Linked DNA regions of Mus musculus: region 2 is linked to region 1. The links are chromatin contacts, found by POLR2A ChIA-PET in ENCODE. All regions are on one chromosome and are shown on one strand. The core of a region is the stretch at or near the end of the contact, and the rest is flanking DNA. Distances in the headings are between cores, read along the strand shown. Region 1 holds the start of Eif5 (eukaryotic translation initiation factor 5). Region 2 overlaps Tnfaip2 (tumor necrosis factor, alpha-induced protein 2).

Region 1 (6,578 bases), core at 1,658-4,157:
AGCCTTGGTGGCAGTGTAGCCGGTCACTGGCAGCATGGGCAATGCTATACCAACACTTCAAATTCACTCTACATTTGATTTTGAATTCACTTTTGGTCATTTAGGGATCAATGCCTTTCACTATTGCCATAGTTTTTATGCTGTTACACAATCCCATACGGTTGCAAAACCCGCAGTTTAAGAAGCTGTGATTTAGGGCACCAGCCCTCAAGGCAGCCAAGGCTTCTGCACTCACCAGATAACGCTCACTCCCTTCTGGCATCTCTGACACCTTGTCTTCTCTGTGCGCACTTAGGTATAGGCTGGTGTGCCAGAAGAAAACATGCTCGTGTCCTGTAGCTCCTCCTCCAGCACGAGCCAGTGATTGAAGTGACTGTGTGCAGCCTTCAGAGCTGAGACCCAAATGTCATAAAGGGTGTGGAGCAGCTGACCCACCAGGGGGCTCCTCAAAGTGGCTCTACCTAAGTGCCCACAATGTCTGACTGCTCAGAAACGCATACTTCTAGTTCAGGAAGAGTTGGTTTTAAAACTCAGGGGACCAATTCAAACTAAAGAGACTCAGAGACACCAATGTCTAAGCAACCAGCCAGTCAATTTCCTCATTTACCTCTGCAGCAACTATTCATGTCAGCTATCCAGGGCCAAAATGCACAGCCCATGGACAAGGATTTCATAAGCACCAAGTGTCCATCGCTTAACAAACTGTAAGTACCTGGCTGACGGAAATAACATCCAAATGAGGTGGCGACAGAAATAGCAAGGGAAATGATGCAATAAGCTTGGTGTCACACAAGCTTGCGTTCAGAAGCTGCCTACAGGATATTAAAGGGCTGTTGTCACCTGTAAAGCACAGGTCTAACACACCCCTTACCAGACTATTAGTCACTTACATACAAACTGCCCACTTAGACTCCTCTGTTTACTAGGGAGGGCTATGTCATACGCTGACCCAGAAAAGCTCTGAGAGCCAAGAGAATTGGGCACACATGCTAGTTCTGTAAGTTACAGAGGAAATGACCTTGGAAAAGCAGCTTCATCCCCCCCCCTACCCTCAGGCTTCAGTTTTCTTGTTTGTAAAATGGGTGTAAAAATTCCTCAGTATTCAAGGTCTTCTTAAAGCTGTAGGATATTAGAATCTGATAAATGGCGTGATTACGAGTACTTCTTATTGTAAATAAATAAAATTAATTTAAAATTTTTTACAAAGCACTTAGCTGGGTGTGCTAGTACCTGTCTGTAAGCCCCTACTAGGGAGGTTGAGGCATGAAGCTAGCTATGAGTTTGGGGCCAGGCTGGGCTACATACTGAAAGGGCATCAAAGTGATTCTTAGAAGTTGTCCATAATAACAGCACTAAAAATTAAAAGCAACACTAGCATAAGCTTTTATATTTTCATCTCCTTTGTGGCTGTCCTGGAACTTGTTATATAGGCTAGGCTAGCCTGCCTCTGCCTCTGGAGTGCTAGGATTAAAGGTGTCAGCACCCCTGGCTCCTACAAACTTTTAAAATGAAGTTAAACATCAGGCCATCGAACATACAGAAAAGACCACTTTGTATAGTGTTACCAAAAATACTTTTGTGAGACAAGCCTCTTACCTCGGACTGGTTTCACACCCTTTTCTGAGAGTTTCTAAAATATTGCCATTTGAGTTCAGCCAAGCAAAAACTCAATCTTTTCCAATACTGCCAAGTCATGATCCATGGCTCACAGAGGCACTGCCTGAGATCTTTCCACTTTAACGAGGGGGAACCTGGATAAGCACAGAGCCGTAAAAACTGTAGAGCCATGGACTGTGAAATAAAAGCTACAGAAGAGACACAAATCTTTCAGTTCTGCATCTTGTCTTTAGTCTCCCTCACGGACATGGTCAATTAGCTTTACAGAGCTTTTAAGTCATGGGGAAATAACCTTGGATTTGGGCAAAATAAAATTGATCTTTCCATTTTAACCTTGTTACAAATTCTACTGGCGTAGAACAAAGGGCAGCCCTTCTTCCACAACACTGCTCTTTCTCCCCATCCAGGAAACCAGGCAGCTGCTGACTAAGCCAGGCTGCTGCTCTCAGAAGCCCTGGGAAGGTGGAACAGGTATTTCTATATTATTAGTTGGACTCTGGGATGATTTCAACTCTCAGTCGAAACTTTTACCAAAAAAAGAAGTTTTTTTTTTCTTTTAAATAATGGAAGAGTGTCTAGGAAAGAAAAAGTCCGGGCTCCTCTTCCGAACATAAATTGTTAGTAAATAAAACACTGTTGCCTCCTCGGGTGCACCTGCAGGGAGTCACAGTCACCAACCAGCCTGGCCTTTACAGACCGGGCTGGGCTGGACGGGGTGGCCCTACGTGGCGACTGAGCCCCGAGGCGGGGGGATGGCCAAACCTCGAGGCACAGCCGGACCTGACTGGGGTCGAGACCACCCTAAGTTGCGCGGGGACCCAAGCTACACAAAAAAAGGTTTCTATCGTGGGAAACCTCAGAGCCACAACCGCGGAGTCTCGGCTCGGCGGCGGCTTGGCTCCCCGAGCTCAGGGAGAGGCACCATATGGGATGACAGGCACGGGCCAGGCAGCAGGAAGGGTGGTGGGAAAGAGGCAAGGGGAGCCGCAGTGTCGGGAGCCTCCTGGCGCGGTCCAGATGAGCAGTTAGATCACGCGTGGCCCACAGAGAAGCACCGTGGACATAGCCGGCCCGGCCCCGCCCCGAGAGAGGACTAGGCAGGCGCCATAGTGCCTGAACGCATAAACTCAGAGCGAGCCGGGCTATCGCGAGACCGCGAAGGCCTCTGGGAAGGACGGAGTTGGGGGGGGGAAGGGAAGGGAAGGAAGCTGGGACAGGCAGGAGGCGGGCCGAGACCACGAGTGGAGCCCCAGGAAGTGGAGGGCGGAGAAGCGTGAGATCGACGTGCATGCGAGCCAATGACAAGAGAAGTTGGGAGGGCCTGCGGCCAATAAGCGGTGGCTGCCCGGTACAAGGGGCGGGCTCCGGGGCCGAGGGTAGCTTGAGCGCGGCGGCGGCGTTGTTCAGTCAGAGCGAGAACATTCCAGAGGTGAGTCCGCGGGGGGCGGTGGCCCGCGCCCCTGCCCTGCGCTCCCGCCCCTCCACCCCGCGGGCCGCCGGCGGGGGCAGGCGCCGCCCGCCGCTCACTGCCTTGTCCCCGCCAGGTCGCCAGGCTCGGCGCTGCTGGTGTGGACGCGGACGTCGCTGGGACAGTCCCTCCCGCTGCTCGGCGGCGGCACCTGCCCAGCCGCCCCTCCGCTCGCCGCCGGCCCCGCCGCTCCGGACCCGGTTTCCAGCGCCTCTTCCTCCCAGTCCCGGGCGAGCCGCGTTGGGTTTATGTCTTTATTTGACGAAAACGGTGAGTCGCGGGCGGCGGGCCATGGCGGCGGCAAGATGGCGGCGCGGCCGCGTGACCCGCCGCGCGTGTGGCGCAGTTTGGGGGGGGCCGGGCCGTGCGGGAGCGCGCCCGCGCGCGCGCCGTGGCTGAGTCAGGCCCGGGGCGCGTTTGTGACTCAGGGAGGCCGCACCTCTGCCCCGCCGGCCGCCGGAAGGGGGAGGCCGGGCGACGGGCTGCGACCGTCGCGTAGCCATGGGGACGAGGGCGAAGGTCGGCCGTGCGCCGAGGGAGCGAGGGGAGGGAGCCCGGGCGCGGCTTCGGCCGTGGTCCTCGTGCTCCGACGGAGCCAATGGCTCCCAGCCTGGACTTGCCGCCCTGAAGCCCCCGGAGTCGCCGAAGCCGCCCCTCGGCGGTTGGCAGGTCCGGCTCGACGTTTCCCGTTTTACCACGATGGCAGCCGGGGGAGGCGCCATCGGCGAAGTTGGTGGCCCCCGGGCCTGAAGTGAGGGAGAGAAAGGGCCCGGATCCCCTTTTCGGCAGTTACAACGCTGTCGCTCGGCCGGGGCAACCCATGACTCGCCGGTGGCCTTTGATGTGACAATCTCCCGGCGGCTGAGGGAGCAGGGTTTGTGTTCCGTGTTGTCCTCCTCGTTTCGAGCAGTTTCCCTGCCAGTCACAACCCGTGTCAAAATGGTGGCCTCCTGGGTTCCTGGAGTTGTGCTTTGTTACATGGGGATGTCAGCTGTTTTCTCACAAGGACTCGGGCTGTTAGAGCTCGGAGTGTTAGTTGTGTGAGGGACTCGGGGACGGGAAGTTGTCCCGGGGAGGAGTGATGCTAAACCTGTAGGGTTGTTGTGTGTTTTCTCCTTTTCTCTTTCAGAGCTGTTGCGCAGCCATTGGTACCTGTATTGGGGAAACATAGCATACAAGCAAGAAGCTTACAGCCTCAGTGGCGAAAATTTTTTCATGTCAGAGACCGAGAACTCTTGCAGTCGTTTATGTCATCCCTTCTTCTCCAGACAGAAGATACCAAAAAGTTGCAATCAAAGATCTCTTCATCTTATTGATAAAGTCACTAATAAGCCAAAATGTCTGTCAACGTCAACCGCAGCGTGTCAGACCAGTTCTATCGCTACAAGATGCCCCGTTTGATTGCTAAGGTAATGCTGGTTTTTATTTTAGTAGCCTGTTGGTCCGCACACTCTTGATAGGTTTTGAAAGATTACATTTCACAGGGAAGACAGTGCAAAATTGAAATTCTTATTTCCTTTAGGTTGAGGGCAAAGGAAATGGAATCAAGACAGTTATAGTCAACATGGTTGACGTTGCAAAGGCGCTTAATCGGCCTCCAACGTGTAAGTAAAGCTTGGAGAAGCCTGAAAAGGTATATTATGGCTATAGTTTTTACAGTCTTTGAGCTATACATCTTTCCTCAATCATGTTAATTAGCAAGTTGGAACTGCGGACCTACTTGATTGGGTGTCATTAAGCCACCCTGGCTGTATTTCAGTTTCCCTGTAATTTTAACACGGTGAGTTTTTGTATATTCACGTGCAACCAGTGCTTTAGTTAACTATAATGGAATGTCTTGTCTTTATACAGATCCCACCAAATATTTTGGTTGTGAGCTGGGAGCACAGACCCAGTTTGATGTTAAGAATGACCGTTACATTGTCAATGGATCTCATGAGGCGAATAAGCTGCAAGACATGTTGGATGGATTCATTAAAAAATTTGTTCTCTGTCCTGAGTGTGAGAATCCTGAAACAGATCTGGTGAGTGCCTTTTAGGTTTTTTTTCAAGACTATCATGAAGAAAATTGGGTTAAATTAGTACTTTAGATGTCTTCTGGCACTTTTATAATGTAACAAAAACTTCTATCCACTTTTCCTTTTTGGCTGTAGATGACACTTGTTTTTACTTTCCTTAATAGCATGTCAATCCAAAGAAGCAAACAATAGGTAATTCTTGTAAAGCCTGTGGGTACCGAGGCATGCTTGACACACATCATAAACTCTGTACATTCATTCTCAAAAACCCACCTGGTAAGTCTTTTTAATAAATTGACTAGTAGAATAAAAGAAGATTTTTTTTTCTGTTGTTGCTATATAAGAATACACTATGAGCTCATAAGTGAATTTTATTGTTTGTTTGTGCATGGGGTTTTTGAAGACAGGATTTTTCTGTAGCTCTGGCTATCCCAGACCTCTGAATCAGGCTGCCCTCTGCATCTAAAAGGGATTAAAGGCATTCACCACCATGCCTAGCTCTGGACTTTGTGACTTTGACTGTAAGACATTGGAAAATGTCCTGTTTTATGTAGCAATAAGGGTGAAAAATGGCTGCTAAACCAGATGTCTGTTGTTAAGAGTCAAGGCTTATCTATTAAGCTACAGTGACTTTAAAGCATTGCAAGCAACACTCTGTGGCAGATGAACAAAACCGTCTGACACAATTTGAGCTTGCTATAGCAAGAAAGTCTAACCTATTCCGGTGTTCTCTTTCCCCATGAGACAAGCCGTTATATAGGCTCTAACAAACTTTTTAATTGTTGAATTGATCAGGTTTTGGATGTGGTATTGTTTAAATTTATGGGGCAAACTACCTGATACTAACCTTCTAATCTTCAGCCCCAATACTGTGTGTCAGTACTACTTCACCTTATTTTATAACCTGTGAAATATAGTAGTGTATTTGATCCCTGAATCCCCTCAGAATTCTTAGGGTGTTTTTTTCAAGACAGGGTTTTTCTATGTAATATCCCTAGCTGGCCTGGAACTCACTTTGTAGACCAAGCTGGCCTCAAACTCAGAAATAACTGCTGCTGCCTCCCAAGTGCTGGAATGGAAGGCATTTTTTTGTGTGGATGTTCTGTGTACATGTATGTCTGTACCACATGCATGCAGTGCCCTGGAGGCCAGAGGGGAGGGCATTGGATTCCCTGGGACCAGAGTTGTGAACCACCATATGGTTGCTGAGAATCTGAATGAACAACTTTTGCAAGAATAAGTCCTTAGTTGCTAACCAACCACGCCATTCAGAATTCTAAATGTCGTTTTGTTTTAATCATGTTGGCTTTTTCTTCAGAGAGAGAACTATGATAGGTGAGACGGTAGGATTTCAGTCTGATAGTGATACATGAACCATAGGGCTAAATTAACTCTTCATTTCCCTGTAGAGAATAGTGACATTGGTACAGGAAAGAAAGAAAAGGAAAAGAAAAATAGAAAGGGCAAGGACAAGG
Region 2 (6,578 bases), core at 2,927-5,426, 88 kb before region 1:
TCTCTAGGACCCCGCCCCCCAGCAGAACAGGGATGAAATCGAGTAGGAGGAGCTGTGACAGAGACATGGAGACACAGGGGAGGCCAGAGCACAGGGCTTGAGAAGAGTCCTGGTCTGGGGGAGTCAGGCAGTATTTTATGTGTTGAGTCAGTCCACATTTTCACGGGTGTACAGTCAGGCAGGGAAGGCACAGAGCATTCAATGAAGGAGGAGTGGGGAGGCCAGCATTCCAGGCAAGGGGAGTGATGTGCAGGCAGCTGAGCTGAGCTGGTGTGTCTCAACAGCCCCAAGCAAGAGAGGTAGCAACCAGGGAGTAGCATTAGGTATCCCCCTCAAGGAACCCTTCAGATGGAGTCACCCCTGGAGTCCATTGAGACCTGAGCACCTTAGGTAGGAAGGAGGCTGTTTGGAAGGAGCAGTTGGCACTCAGCTGGGCCAAGCCTCCAGCATCCTTTGATTGGCCCAGGCTCCACGGTCCCAGAGCGTGCCTATCATCCACACCGCCTGGGGGAGAGTGACTTGTGGGAATATCACAGCACTAGAGACGGGATTCTTACTGATTCCTCAGACCTGAGTGTAAAGTGTGCAGGAGGAAGGCTGGCGGGTGTGGACAGCCTGGGCAGTGTGTGAACAGATTGCTTGGTGCTGAACCACCCTCCTGGGGGGGGGGGGGTTGTGGAGAAAGGACACAACAGGGGTGGTAGATGAAGAGCCAGCAGGACACAGGGAAAACAGGCAGGGACTTCCAAAGATAGCTGGGCCCTGCTGTAGCTCCTGCTGGTTTGCCCTGACTCACCAGGAAGTGCCAAGCACTTATGCCCCTGCCTGATCACCTTCCTGCTTCTGTGATATTCTGGGGTCTCCTGACTTAGGGTGTAGCTGCAAAGCAGGAAGCTAAGGCTAGCCTGAACATGGAGTCCAAGGGAGGCATGTTGAGGCCCGGGAGGACCAAAGTGTGGCTCAATGCAACCAATGGCTGAAGGGCACAGAGAGGGTCCTTCTTAAGGTTCTCGGCAAACAAAGGGCCTTTAGGAAGTGCCAGGGCTGGGCAGGTCCCCTGGGAACTCTGGGCCACTTTGAGGCACCAAGAAAGCGCCATGGAGCTGCTCCAGGGCAGCCCTTCTTGTTCAGCAGCAGAGGCTGACCTGGTAAGAGCGGAAGGACAGGCTGGCAAGGGCCAGTGGGGTCAGAAGCTGTGCTGTATCCGTGTGAAAGGGGAGGCCCGGTAGACAGAAAGATCAGATTTGAAAGCTGGCTCTGGGGTGAAGGCATTGTTTGTGGCCTGGTCAGAAGCAGAGGGAAGGAGGGAGCTCCGTCAGTGAGCTGGGCAAGGGAGAACGGGGTGGGGTAGGGTAGAGGGCTGGTGGGGGGGTGCGGGGCAACCCCCGAGAAGTCTGGGAAACTAGTTTAAAGCAGGGGTGGATGGGGAGGGGGGTAAGAAGATGCAGGATGACTTCATCTTGAACTAAACTGAGTGTGGTCTTACATGAAGAACCCACCCTGGCGCGGGGTCGGGTGGAGGTGGGGGATGGGGAGGATCAGAAGCTGAGAGGTGGCTGAGCTAAGCTACAGGGCCGGCCACTGCTGGGCTGTGTTCTCACGCCGGTGTCCCTCTGCCCGCAGTGATATTCTCAACAGCCCGAAGTTGGCACAGGAGCTTCAAGGTGTCGGGCTTGGGAGCCTCCTGCCCCCAAAGCAGATCAGATTGCTGGAGGCCATGTTCTTGTCCAATGAGGTGGTGAGTCCAAATGTTAGGGGTGGGGCCGGGGAGGGCCAGGTGGTGAGAGGAGGAAAGAGAAGAAACAGGACACTGGGCTCCCTGTCACATTTCTGAATGAACTTGGCAGACAGGCTTAGTGCTACTGTGACCGGTGTCTTTTCCCCTAGACCAGCGTGAAGCAGCTCATGGCCCGAGCTTTAGAGCTGGAGTCTCAGCGCTGGACCCAGGATGTGGCTCCCCAGAGCCTGGATGGCCACTGTCACAGTGAGCTGGCCATCGACATTCTCCAGGTACCACTAATGTCCCCCTCAGTCCCATGGTGCACAGGGACAGCCACAGCTTTGATGGGGATGGGAGGACCTCAGAGCTTCGGTCCTGTGATCCCGCATCCTCCCATGCTCGGCCCAGGCCCAGCCCAGAGCGGGGTGTTATGCTATGCTCACCCACTGCTCCCTGCAGATCATTTCACAAGGCCAGACTAAGGCTGAGAACATCACTTCGGACGTGGGGATGCAGATAAAGCAGTTGCTGCTGGTGGAGCTGGCTGCACTACTGAGGAGGTGGGTGTGTCTACAGCACCTGAGGAGCCCCTGGCCCTCCTTGCACTTAGGGTGGGGAATCCAAGCTAAGTCCGTCCTTCCCTTCCTTCGTCAAGTACAGCGCAGCGTCCTCTGCCCCTGTCCGAATCCAGGGAACTGCAGCTTCCAGTAGGGTGGACTCCACAGGGAGCTGGCACCTCCTGACCTCCTTCGTCAGCAAAGCCCCCTGGCAGAGCAGTTTGTAGCTTCAAAGAAGAGATGCCACCATGAGGAATGGAGGCTCCTGCCATCCCTTCCCATGACACCCTCAGAACTCACTTGGTTTCCTCCCCACTTCTGAGAGCGCCATTGGCCTACAAGGACACCCTTTGGCCTCCCAGCTGTAGAGAGGGACTGGGGAAGAGGAGGGACCTGGGAAAGGAATGCAGACCCCGGCAGTACTTTCTCACGCACCCTAGTGGGACCCTGGCTCCTCAGGTTTTGCAACTTGTAATATGATCATTGGGAGCTTATGGCCCCTTCCCAGCAACCCGCAGACCAAGGGAGTGGCTTGCACGGTCTCGGTCTCGGTGCTTGGACTGCAGCTGAAGGTGCCCCTTCTGGTTTTGTCAGCTACCAGCGCGCCTTTGATGAGTTTCTAGAGAAGAGCAAACTCCTGAGGAATTACAGAGTCAACATCATGGCCAACATCAACAACTGCCTGTTCTTCTGGTGAGAGTGCTGGGCAGATTTGCCTGATGGAAAGACAGGACAGATGGGAAGTGGAGCAACTCGGGGCGGGGGGGGGGGGGGGGGAGTTAAGGGTCACGAGGCTGTGAGGAAATGACTGGGCCTGGAGCAGCCACAGCAAAGGGGTGGGGTGCTGAAGGAGTCACCAGGATGCAATTGACTTATTTATTAGTTTAGCCTTATGATAAAACCGTGAAGCAGAACACAAGCTGAGGGTGGACAGCTGGAGATTTGCCAAGGGCAGGAGGGGATGTGCCTGGGGCATCCAGGGGAAGACTCAGACTGGATCCCGAAGGGAACAGGAAACTTGCTGAGCCTCCAGAGAGCAAAGACCTAATGTAGGATGCCTAGTCCAAGGACCGGTGCAGGACACCGCAGGCTGAGCAGGCTGTCACGACCTCCTCCTCTCACTCTCCAGGACTTCCGTGGAGCAGAAATGGCAGATATCTCATGATTCTCTGAACCGCCTGCTGGAGCCTTTGAAAGACCTCAAGGCCCATGGCTTCGACACCCTGCTCCAGAGCCTATTTTTGGACCTGAAGGTATCAGGAGCCCCATTCTCCCCTGCCTTCCTCTTAAAGTCTGGCACAGGAGGGGAGGCAGGGAAGGGGGTGTGGTAGAAGCTACACACACACACACACACACACACACACACACCACTGTGCCTCAGACCTGTGAGAGGCTCAGCTAGGGAGATGCGCTGTTCCTGGGGATATACAAGTGATGCCCCCCTGAAGTGCTCTCTGGCTGACCCACCTGACATCCTCACTTTGCCTTGGCCTGGGAGGGTCCCAGGGCTGGGAGCATCTGGGGAAGACCGAGCCCCTTCCACCCCATTCCTGGCTCCTAGTTCCTGGAGCTCAGGACCTTTGATAGCCAGATTCCATCTTGAGGGTGGGATTGGGGAGGTACTCAGAAAACACAGGAGAGCGTCCCTGCTCAGCCTCAGGAGTGGAGGTGCAAAGGGCAGCCAGTGGGTAAGGAAAGTTCACACATAGGGTGACCCTGGATGCCCTGGCACAGGGTGCAGCCCAGCCAAGCACAAGGCCTTGTTTATGCAGGAATTTATTTATTTAAGAAGGAGGCAGTGGAAAAGCCCTCAGGGCTGCAGACAGGCTCATTTTGGCTCTCCTGGGCCACAGCTGGGTGACCTTGGAAGAAGGGTACACTCAGACTGCCTCTGCTTCCGATCTGAGAGCAGGGACCTGAGAGCCAGCCAGCTCCTGGAAAGCCCTTGGGACCCTGCTGGTCATGAGTGTCTATGTGAGGGTGTCTGCGCTTAGCCGCCCTTCCTTTCTGGGTGTGACCAGACATCCTGCCTCTCGCCTGTCCCAGCCGCTGTTTAAGAAGTTCACACAGACCCGTTGGGCAAATCCAGTTGAGACCCTGGAGGAAATCATCACTACTGTGAGCAGCAGCCTGCCTGAATTCTCAGAGCTGCAGGACTGTTTCCGGGAGGTGAGGACTGGGGGATTGGAGAAGTCTGGACACCCACGCTGATTAGCAGTGTTTACACCCCACACCCACATGTGTTCACACATGTGCGCAGACATGCAGACACCCGTGCTCACACTTTTGCCTCTATGGACTGGCTGGGTTTCTGCCTTGGAAGCTTCGGTTCCGGGGAGGAGATGGCCATCTCCTAGGGGTAAGTGTCAGCCGGTGGCTCACTCCCTCTGTCATCTGCTTGCCCAGGAGCTCATGGAGACTGTGCACCTGCACCTAGTGAAAGAATACATCATCAGGCTCTGCAAACGGCGCCTGGTCCTCAAGACGGCCGAGCAGCAGCAGCAGCTGGCAAGGCACATCCTGGCCAACGCGGATGCCATTCAGGGGTTCTGCACTGAGAATGTGAGCACCACCCACCCGCCCCCACGCCCCGCCCCGAGAGCCCTGAACAACCCCACAGGGACTCTTCAAGTCTGGGTATCTACTGCTCTAAGTGTCTCCTAGTGTCCCTTGGGAAAAGGGACATCATCCTTCAAACAGCCCTCTTCCTTCAGGGCTCCACTGCAACCTGGCTGCACCGCGCCCTCCCTATGATTGCTGAGATCATTCGCCTGCAAGATTCCAGTGCCATTAAGATCGAGGTGGCCACATACGCCACTTGGTACCCTGACTTCAGGTAAGCACTAGAAGCTCCGAGGAAATGGTTTGCCAGGTCCCCACCATGACCCTGAGCATGCTGGGACTAGAGTCTCCTCATGACCCCCTCAACTGTTAAGGCTCCGCAGTTGAGGTGGGGTTATGATATCTGACCTACACCAGGTGCTGACTTCATGCCAGACACTGTGCTAGGAGCTCAAGCATTCAGCACTCTCAGAGCCCATGAAGGCTGGCACTGCTCATCGTTTGCAGCTGAGGCTTAGGGAGCTGAGGGAACGTGACCAAGTTAGTATAACTTGTCGTGACAAGGGCAGGTAGCATGTTCCCCCACTCACGTGCTGAGCCTTGTGTGATAGCACTGTACAACGAGAAAAGTGAGTCCAGGATTTATCACTCAGCCTGGAGGCGACTGGGTCTTACACCCTCATGTTCCTGTTAAGGTCCTGTCTGAGGACCTGGCAAACCATGGATGGTATTCCTTCCTAGGCCAGGTCCTCTGATATGACAGTTTGAATTAGCCTTGACGCGGGTTGACCTAGCTTAGCCTAGCCCACCTGTGACTGACCCACTCCACCTGTTCACTCATCTGTCTGCATATATTGACCTACACACATGAACAAGCCCCCATCCACCTATCTACTGGTCCATCCACTAGTCTATGTGCTTACCCACTCTCCTATCATCCACATATCTGTCTACCTGTCTACCCACTTCCCTGTATAGATGTCTATCTGTCCTCTGCTTACCCATCTATCTGCTCTTCTGTTGTTCTGTCCATCCTTCCAGTTACCTATCCATCTTCTGCTCACTTACTCCCAACCTATTCATCCATCCATCTGTCCATCCATCCATCCATTTGTCCATCTGCACATCCATCTATCCATTCATCTGTCTACCTACCCACCCATCCATTCATCTGTCCATCCATCCATCCATCTGTCCATCCATCCATCCATCATCCATCCATCTGCCCTTCCATGAAATTACTCATCCATCTGTCCATCTGCACATCAACCTATTTGTCCATCATCCATCCTTTCATGCAGTTACTCATCCATTTGTTCATCCATCTGTCCATCCATCCATCCACCCTATCATCCATCCATCCATCCATCCTTTCATGCAGTTACCCATACATTTGTTCATCCATCCATCCATCCATCCATCCATCCATCCATCCATCTGTCCATCCATCCTTCCATGCAGTTACCCATTCATTCATCCATCTGTCCATCTGTCCATCCATCTGTTCATCCATCTGTCCATCTATCTATCTATCTATCTATCTATCTATCTATCTATCTATCCATCCATCCATTCATCCATCCATCCTTCCATGCAGTTACCCATCCATTCATCCATCTGTCCATCTGTCCATCCATTTGTTCATCCATCTGTCCATCCATCCATCCATCCATCCATCCTTTCATGCAGTTACCCATCCATTCATCCATCTGTCCATCTATCCGTCCATCTGTCCATCC

Evidence for each region. ChIA-PET counts read pairs that join two places held with the same protein, here RNA polymerase II (POLR2A).
Region 2: POLR2A ChIA-PET joins it to region 1 with 19 read pairs in Patski. The contact joins the enhancer-like site here to the promoter of Eif5 in region 1. POLR2A ChIA-PET finds 5 or more read pairs at or near these places in 2 of 5 experiments (Patski and embryonic stem cell).

The regions. Positions count from the first base shown.
Region 1 is chr12:111,535,194-111,541,771 of GRCm38, forward strand. It overlaps Eif5 (eukaryotic translation initiation factor 5), which reads left to right and starts at 2,908. Exons shown (of 12, transcript NM_173363.5): 1 at 2,908-3,046; 2 at 3,162-3,355; 3 at 4,215-4,494; 4 at 4,608-4,689; 5 at 4,937-5,109; 6 at 5,268-5,379; 7 at 6,513-6,578. The coding sequence starts at 4,423. Snora28 (small nucleolar RNA, H/ACA box 28) reads left to right here and starts at 5,753; the gene lies at 5,753-5,874.
Region 2 is chr12:111,446,360-111,452,937 of GRCm38, forward strand. Tnfaip2 (tumor necrosis factor, alpha-induced protein 2) reads left to right here. Exons shown (of 12, transcript NM_009396.2): 4 at 1,624-1,738; 5 at 1,888-2,010; 6 at 2,180-2,280; 7 at 2,872-2,970; 8 at 3,407-3,530; 9 at 4,324-4,446; 10 at 4,684-4,839; 11 at 4,992-5,113. Among named protein-coding and RNA genes, the nearest start is that of Tnfaip2, 7.0 kb to the left of the region's middle. Within about 2 kb of position 4,177, at least 1 of the 3 ENCODE cell types and tissues checked has a DNase peak (open chromatin) inside an H3K27ac peak, as active enhancers do.